Linked DNA regions of Homo sapiens: region 1 is linked to region 2. A link is an interaction called in ENCODE POLR2A ChIA-PET data of the cell type or tissue named here. Cell type or tissue: K562. All regions are shown on one strand. Each heading gives the region's core, and the rest is flanking DNA. Links, peaks and the distances in the headings are about the cores only. Region 1 has its middle 9.6 kb from the start of CAND2. Region 2 holds the start of SNORA7A (small nucleolar RNA, H/ACA box 7A).

Region 1 (4,517 bases), core at 195-4,194, 52 kb after region 2:
TGAGATGACCAAAATATCCTATTTCTCCTCAAAATTCCACCTACTAATTTTAGCATCCATTGGTGGATCTTTCTTTTATGAGTATTACTGTCGAATGGTGATTTTCTATTTCCCTGTTTCTCTTTTTTTGAGACAGGGTCTTGCTCTGTTACCCAGGCTAGAGTGCAGTAATGCGATCTCAGTTCACTGTAGCCTCGACCTCCTGGGCTTAAGAGATCCTCCCACCTCAGCCTCCTAAGTAGCTGGGACTACAGGCTTGTGCCACCATGCCTGGCTAATTTTTGTATTTTTTGTAGAGATAGGGTTTCACTGTGTTGCCCAAGCTGGTCTCAAATGCCTGAGCTCAAGTGATCCTCCCATCTCAACCTCCCAAAATGCTGGGATTATAGGAGTGCACCATTGCATCCAGTCACCTTCTACATTTATTAAAATTCTTCTGGAAGGAAGATATGGTCATTTCTCCCCCATTTATTTATTTTTCAATTATTTATTTAAATCTGTGGTCTCTAGGCCAGGCACAGTGGCTCATGTCTGTAGTCCCAGCACTTTGGGAAGAGGTAGAGGCGGGAGGATCACTTGAGCTTAAGAGTTCAAGACCAGCCTGGGCAACATGACAAAACCCCATCTCTGTTAAAAAATAATAATAGGTTGTCGGCAAAGCTGAGTCCTGTCTTCTCGCCCTCCTCCCCGGACAGCGTGAGCTTCACCAGTCGCTCCACCTTCTCCACCAACTACTGGTCCCTGGGCTCTGTCCAGGTGCCAGCTATGGCGCCCAGCTGGTCAGCAGCATGGTCAGCGTCTCTGCAGTCGCTGGGGGCTCTGGTTCCCGGATCTCCGTGTCCCGCTCCACCAGCTTCCGGGGTGGCATGGGGTCCAGGGGCCTGGCCTCGGGGATGGCTGGGGGTCTGGCAGGAATGGGAGGCATCCAGAACAAGAAGGAGACCGTGCAAAGCCTGAACAACCACCTGGCCTCCTACCTGGACAGAGTGAGGAGCCTGGAGACCGAGAACTGGAGGCTGGAGAGCAAAATCTGGGAGCACCTGGAGAAGAAGGGACCCCAGGTCAGAGACTGGAGCCATTGCTTCAAGACCATCGAGGACCTGAGGGCTCAGATCTTCACAAATACTGTGGACAACGCCCGCATCGTTCTGCAGATCAACAATGCCCATCTTGCTGCTGATGACTTTAGAGTCAAGTATGAGACAGAGCTGGCCATGCGCCAGTCTGTGGAGAACGACACCATGGGCTCTGCAAGGTCATTGATGACACCAATGTCACTCAGCTGCAGCGAGAGACAGAGATTGAGGCTCTCAAGGAGGAGCTGCTCTTCACGAAGAAGAACCACGAAGAGGAAGTAAAAGGCCTACAAGCCCAGATTGCCAGCTCTGGGTTGACCGTGGAGGTAGATGCCCCCAAATCTCAGGACCTCACCAAGATCATGGCAGATATCCAAGCCCAATATGACAAGCTGGCTCAGAAGAACCAAGAGGAGCTGGACAAGTACTGGTCTCAGCAGATTGAGGAGAGCACCACAGTGGTCACCACGCAGTCCGTGGAGGTTGGAGCTGCTGAGATGATGCTCACAGAGCTGAGATGTACAGTCCAGTCCTTGGAGATCAAGCTGGACTCCGTGAGAAATCTGAAGCCCAGCTTGGAGAACAGCCTGAGGGAGGTGGAGGCCCGCTACACCCTGCAGATAGAGCAGCTCAGTGGGATCCTGCTGCACCTGGAGCTGGCACTGACTTGGGCAGAGGGACAGCCAGGCCCAGGATTACGAGACCCTGCTGAACATCAATGTCAAGCTGGAGGCTGAGATTGCCACCTACCGCCGCCTGCTGGAAGATGGCGAGGACTTCAATCTTGGTGATGCCCTGGACAGCAGCAACTCCATGCAAACCATCCAAAAACCACCACCCGCCGGATAGTGGATGGCAAAGTGGTGTCTGAGACCGATGACACCAAAGTTCTGAGACATTAAGCCAGCAGAAGCAGGGTACCCTTTGGGGAGCAGGAGGCCAATAAAAAGTTCAGAGGTATAATAATAATAATAATAATAATAATAATAATAATAATAATAATAATAAATTAAAAATCAATAAATAAACATATGGTCTCCTGTATATTCATTCTGTACTTTGGGTTACAATCCAATAACATACGATTTATTTTGTTGCTCAAATTGCTCTTGGTTTGCCCATTGAGAGCTCCTTCAAGTTGGCTTCTATGTTCCTTTGACAAGCTCCCGTTCTTTTTGGAGCATTTTCTTTCTTTCTTTTCTTTTCTTTTTTTCTTAATAACAAAAGATGTTCTAGGCTTATCTTATATTTTCCCTGTTCCAACCCTATAATCACCATCCACTTTTCTAAGGAGCACTGGTTCCTTTTATTGGAAAGTGGCACTTAGAAACCAAGATCTGGGTTCTGGCTTTGCTCATTGCTACTGAGATGTCATTTCTTCTAGGCCCTCTCAGAGGACAAAGCTATGAAATATGTATGTGTATACTAACTCTCACACACATACATCTCTATCTATAAAAAAAACCCCACAAGTTCATACTGATATCTCTGATTTCAACCCAACACCAAAGGTTCATTCTATCCTTCTATCTTTCCTATCTTTCCTTATTTGTAACTATTTTCTTTTTTTTCTTTTGAGACGGAGTCTCACTCTGTTGCCCAAGCTGGAGTGCAGTGGCACGATCTTGGCTCGCTGCAACCTCCGCCTCCCAAGTTCAAGAGATCCTCCCGCCTCAGCCCCCCAGTATGTGGGATTACAGGCACCTGCCACCACACCCAGCTAATTTTTGTATTTTTAGTAGAAGCAGGGTTTCGCCGTATTGGCCAGGCTGGTCTTGAACTCCTGACCTCAGGTGATCCACCCACCTCGGCCTCCCAAAGTGCTGGGATTACAGGCGTGAGCCACCTTGCCCAGCCATTTGTAACTATTTTCTTTGACAGTGATAAATCTTGTTCTCATTATCTATATTTATTTATTTGTTCAATCCTAGTATACATATACACTACTTGCAGAATTGCTAACCCACACCTCAGTGAGAAACAAATTTGCTAACTAGAGTACAGTATTTATATGGAGTTCTTTTTGTCTGTAGCCTTACAGAATACAGTTCAAATTCTATATTCCACAGTTACTTAAGTTAGGTCTTTTCTTTTCTGTCCCTTTGGTATGGTCTGTTATTCATTTGGAATACAGTTAGGTTTATTTGCTAGTGTTTGTATTCCATCTTGGGTTTCCCCAACAGTCTGGTTGGTTTTAATTGTTTCTTTATTTGGGGAGTATGTGAAATATTACTCTTGTTCCTGGAGTCAAACCTAAGCAAAAAGGTATACTCAGTAAAGTGTCACTTCCATACCTTCCTTCTTGTCACCCCAGTCCTACATACCCCCTGTAGGTAGCCAATCTCTTTAATTTCTGGTTTACCTTTGCTAGATTTCTTTTGCACATATGAGCAGAAATGTGTATCTTCCTATAACCTCTTCTTTCTTACGCGACCAGTAGCATGCCATGGATACGTTTTTGCACTTTGATTTATTTCCCCCTTAACTGTATATATGGAAATCACCCCATATCATCTCATAGAGATCTCATCCATTTTTACAGCTATATGGTACTCCATTGCTGGAGATGTCACAGTTTATTCAACCACTCTCCTATCTATGGACATTTAAGTTTTTTCCAATATTTTGTAATTATAAATAATGCTGCAACGAATAACCTTATAAATATGCATTTTCTTTCTTTTATTCTGAGACAGGGTCTCATTTTGTCACCCAGGCTGGAGTGAAGTGGCACGATCATTGCTCACTGCACACTTGACCTCCCAAGCAGTTCTCCCGCCTCAGCCTCCCAAAGTGCTGGGATTACAGGTGTGACCCACTGCACCCGGCCACGTATTTTTTATTTATCTTCAGGTAGATTCCAAGGAGAGGGATTACTGAGTCAAAAGGTAAATGCATTTGTAGCTTTCTTAGCTACTGTCAAATTCTCCTCCACAAGGGCTGCACCAGTTTGCATTCTCATCAGCAACGTAGGAAAATGTCTGTTGCCCCACAGCCTATGTGTTATGCAAATGCATGTGTTGTCATGCATTTTAGTCTTTGCCAATCTTATGGGTGAGAAACTGTATCTCGGTGTTGTTTTAATTTGCATTTCTCTAATTATGAGTTTGATTTTTTTCAAATGTATGGAGGCCCTTTTTATATCTTTTTGTGAATTATCTATTCATATCTTTCTCCCATTTTTCTATCCAGTTTTTAGTTCTTTGTTCCTCACATTTCTTAAAATAATCTTTTAATTTTAGAACAGTTTTAGAATTATGGAAAAATTGTGAACACAGTAGAAAGATTCCTATATCCTCACATCCAGTTCCCCATATTATTAACAATTTTACATTGACATGGTATATTTGTCACAATTAATGAACTACTGTTGATACATTATTATTAACTAAAAGACTATATTTCTTTCAGGTTGCCTTGGTTTTTACCTAATGTCCTTTT
Region 2 (4,251 bases), core at 1-4,000:
CGCGGTAGTGTCTGTGGGTATTGTTATTGTCAGCTTACTGGAGCGTGTACAGGAACAGAACGAAGCCGCCGAGTTGATAGGGCTTTGCGTCCCAGAGCCTCCTGCCCTCCGCCTGTATTCAGAGCTGCGGGCTGCTTGTTTGTTCCTTGGCGGTGGAGGGTGCTAGTTGAGGCCAGACTTCGGGGTCTCCTGGGGGCCGTGGGACGACCAGGGGTGGCCCAGCTTGACAGCTTTCAGCTGGGATCTGTGGATCCCAGCGCTCACCAATGTCGGCCCACGTGTATTCGTTCATGCCATGGCCGGCTTCTTCCGCTGCAGTCTCTGGCCCGAGGGCTGCTGCTGCGGGACCGCCAAGGAAAGACGAGCTGTAGGTCGGCTGGTCCAGCTGCAGGCAGAAATTCTGGTAGTATCTCTGGGAATATGAAGATGCAACTGCCCCCACCTTGCCTTCGAGGATATCATGGGCCAGAAGGCAGAGTCGTTTTGAATACGTGGTTCATTGAGTACCCACTCTGGGCCAGTTGATGGCTGCGAAGAGAGCAGAAGGGGTGCTGCTGTAGGAAATCAATGGCTCGGAAGACCACACTGAGGAAGGTGTGAGTTGATACTGGAAGATCTCCAGGTTTGAGGCATCTTCAGAGGTATATGGTGGTTTTGTGTGTGTTGAGGGTGTGGTAGCGCAGCAGCTCCCTAGGGAATTAGAAGGTTTTATTGAACATTTACCCTGTGACAGGCACTGCAGGCATTCAGCGCGCAGTGTCATCTTCATTTTACAGGTGAGGAAAAGACTCAGGTTCAAGTAGATGGTCAAGGCCAGTACTACCGGAAGGACCATCTGGGGGTTCGGACACTGGTGGGGTGGGATTTGCTGCCCCTTGCAAATTGAGAGTGTCTTGGGGTCAGTTTTGATTTGCTCAGCTGTTGGCATTCTTTGGGCTCTGAGTGGGTGAGGTGACCCTTGACCTCCTGGGATCGCATCTGGAGAGTGCCTAGTATTCTGCCAGCTTCGGAAAGGGAGGGAAAGCAAGCCTGGCAGAGGCACCCATTCCATTCCCAGCTTGCTCCGTAGCTGGCGATTGGAAGACACTCTGCGACAGTGTTCAGTCCCTGGGCAGGAAAGCCTCCTTCCAGGATTCTTCCTCACCTGGGGCCGCTTCTTCCCCAAAAGGCATCATGGCCGCCCTCAGACCCCTTGTGAAGCCCAAGATCGTCAAAAAGAGAACCAAGAAGTTCATCCGGCACCAGTCAGACCGATATGTCAAAATTAAGGTATGTGGTCCTGGGATGGAAATGGGTGTGGGGTGAAGAAAAGAGTTTCCAACAGTTTCTGACATCACCTAGTCAGGATTATCTTTGACCGATGAACTGGCTTGTGGAAGAGCTTTCTGTAGAAATACAGGTCTCCCCCAGTGTGCCCTAGTGCTGGTACTTATGTCTCTTGATGTGTGAAGCGAAACTTTAATGAAAAGGGACATTTGGCCGTTTTGATGTGTTCAGAGGGCTTTGCATTTGTGTCCTGTATTTTGGGTTGCCTTGTGACAGCAGGATCCCTATTTTATAGACAAGAAAACTCAGGTGCTGAGAGCAGTGTCTGCAGCTGTGCTTGCCATCTCAGTATCTACACAGTCCCCTCGCATCCCATTGGTGCCTCCTCCATTGCTTGGGAGTGGCAATGGTGGGGGTGCCTTCATCCCTAGTGGCTAAAGCCACGAGCTCCTGGTTTTTCCCACCAAAAAAGTAAGGAAATAGTGAAGTCCTGTTACCAAAGGCAACTACTGTGTGGCATACTTCCTTTTCATTTGGTCCTTTTTTTCCCTCCCCAAAAGGAAGAGTTCGCACTCTGCACAGACGCTAACCCACCTGTGTATTATTTCCTTCAGCGTAACTGGCGGAAACCCAGAGGCATTGACAACAGGGTTCGTAGAAGATTCAAGGGCCAGATCTTGATGCCCAACATTGGTTATGGAAGCAACAAAAAAACAAAGCACATGCTGCCCAGTGGCTTCCGGAAGTTCCTGGTCCACAACGTCAAGGAGCTGGAAGTGCTGCTGATGTGCAACAAGTGAGTTGGGTCCCACCTCTAGTTTTCAGTGATCAGAAGTTTGCATCTGTGTGAGCACTTCTGGCAGGAACTCTACAAACTCTTGGGATGCATTTTGGCGGGGGGTGTTGTACATTCTCTGAGGGAATCAGAAGTTGTTCCTTGCAGGATTTTAGAGAATGCTTGTTGGGGAATTCAAGGTGTTTCCTTTGCTGAAGGAGGTGACTTGGTCTTCTAAGTGTAGAGACCCAAGACCAGGAAAAGACTGCTTTGTGAACACTGCAATAATAGCCACTTTCCACTACTACAATATCCTTTGGCTGTTGTTTCCAAAATGTTGCTTTCTTTATGAAGGTGTCAAGCAAAAGAGTTGAACTCTGAAATATTCGAAGAGATTTATTCTGAGCCAAATATGAGTTGACCATGGCCCGTGACACAGCCCTTGGGAGACCCTAAGAATATGTGTCCAAGGTGGGCGGGGAGCAGCTTGGTTTTACATATTTTAGGGAGACATGAGACATCAATCAAATACACATAAGGCATACATTGGTTTGGTCCAGAAAGGCGGCACTTCGAGGTTTTGGATAGATTTTCTGTTTCTCGTCGAGAATTGGTTATCACTAGAAAGGAATGTCTTGGCTACAGTAAGAGGTTGTGGAAACCAAGAGTGCCCTATTCAAGGAGGGAGTGCATTCAGATGGTTGCTGGGGGCCTTTGAATTTTATTTTTGGCTTACAAGCGGGAGAAGGTCAAACATGGACCTCAGACCTTAAGGGGCTCTTAAGTCTGTGCTGTGGTAAGGGGTATCTTCAGGGGCAGGAGGGCTCTGGAAAGTTTGCATTAGATGGAGAACAGGAGGAAACTTGGCAGGCAGAGAGTGCTTACACAAAGGTGTAGAGGTGAAAGCACATGGAGGGTTTGCAGGGCATTGGTTCCAGGTGGGTTTTATTGGTTTTTGTTTTTTAAGATGAAGTCTTGCTCTCTTGCCGGGGCTGGAGTGCAGTGGCATGACTTCGGCTCACTGCAACCTCCACCGCCCAGTTTCAGGCGTTTCTTCTGCCTCACCCTCCCAAGAGCTGGGATTACAGGCGTGCACCACCATTCCTGGCTAATTTTTGTATTTTTAGTACAGATGAGGTTTCACCATGTTGGCCAGGCTGGTTTTGAACTCATGACCTTAAGCGGTCTGCCTGCCTTAGCCTCCCAAAATGCTGGGATTACAGGCATGAGCTACTATGCCTGGCCTGGTTTGATTTTAGAGATAGACAGGCTCTGTGTTGCCCTGGCTACAGTGCAGTGGCTGTTCACAGCTGTGATCATGGCACACCGCAGCCCCAAACTCAAGGTGGGCTCAAGCTGTCTTCCTATCTCAGCCTTCCTGGTAGCTAGGACCACAGGCACACTCCACCACACCCAGCTAGTTCTAGGTGTTTTGAGTAAGTTAGACACTTGGTGAGCTTTGTGTATAAAAGACTCAGTGACCTGCTTAGATTAAAACTAGGGCAGTGGAATGAAAAATTCTCATGGGAAGTGACAGTTTATTTTCTTCACTTACTGGTAAATGAAAGCCAAAAAGCTGAATTTTCCTAAGTAAACTAGAAAGAACATGGAGTGTGTGTGACTAACTAGGATGTTTGTGTTTACGTTTACAAAGATAACTTTCACCTACAGTGGTTGTAGATACAAGTAATAAAAATGAACAAGACCAGTATTCTAACGTGGTTACCTTCCAAGATTGGAAATTTAACCAGGCGTTGAAATGCTGAAAATTTCTGTTAGAAAAGATGGGCGAAGGAATTAATGGTGGATACTGAAACCACAGTTGGCTGTATGAGTTGAACTGTAACAGGCAATACCTGTTGTATGGCCAACATGATTACTCAGTTGCAGTGCACATGTTGGCTGGTTGGCATATGCTCTGTAAGCGCAGCTTGGCAGTCTTTAAGATCCATAGAAATACTCTTTGACGTTTGATCTCTAAGTTCCATTTCTGGGCATTTGTCCTTAAGGAATGGAAAAGCAGGCAAACTAAAGCTAGTCATTGCAGCAATAACCCACTGGAAACAACTGAAAATATAATGAGAGAATTGTAGAGTGCTGGATAAAATGTTGTGGGTCCACTCAAAATGATTCGAGTGTTGTAGTGTGGAAAATGCCCAAGCCAGGGGGGACACATTTAAAATGGTGGGTACACTCTGATTGTGATTATC

Evidence for each region. ChIA-PET counts read pairs that join two places held together with the same protein. Peaks named below come from ENCODE experiments on the same cell type or tissue, not always from the same donor. Only the 100,000 strongest peaks of a DNase experiment are listed, where the experiment ranks them.
Region 1: POLR2A ChIA-PET joins it to region 2 with 5 read pairs; 16 of 35 experiments call an interaction of 5 or more read pairs at or near these places.

The regions. Positions count from the first base shown.
Region 1 is chr3:12,784,851-12,789,367 of GRCh38, reverse strand. It overlaps the pseudogene KRT18P17. Among named protein-coding and RNA genes, the nearest start is that of CAND2, 9.6 kb to the left of the region's middle. In K562, for the core only: a CTCF peak has its summit at 1,836 (motif pointing left); a DNase peak (open chromatin) is centred at 1,807; H3K27me3 peaks cover 1,320 bases.
Region 2 is chr3:12,837,160-12,841,410 of GRCh38, reverse strand. RPL32 (ribosomal protein L32) reads left to right here. Exons shown (of 4, transcript NM_000994.4): 2 at 1,169-1,269; 3 at 1,881-2,062. The coding sequence starts at 1,174. It overlaps SNORA7A (small nucleolar RNA, H/ACA box 7A), which reads left to right and starts at 961; the gene lies at 961-1,099. RefSeq lists enhancers at 1-547, 548-1,486. In K562, for the core only: no CTCF peak of the experiment used is centred there; DNase peaks (open chromatin) are centred at 180 and 1,648; H3K4me3 peaks cover 3,507 bases.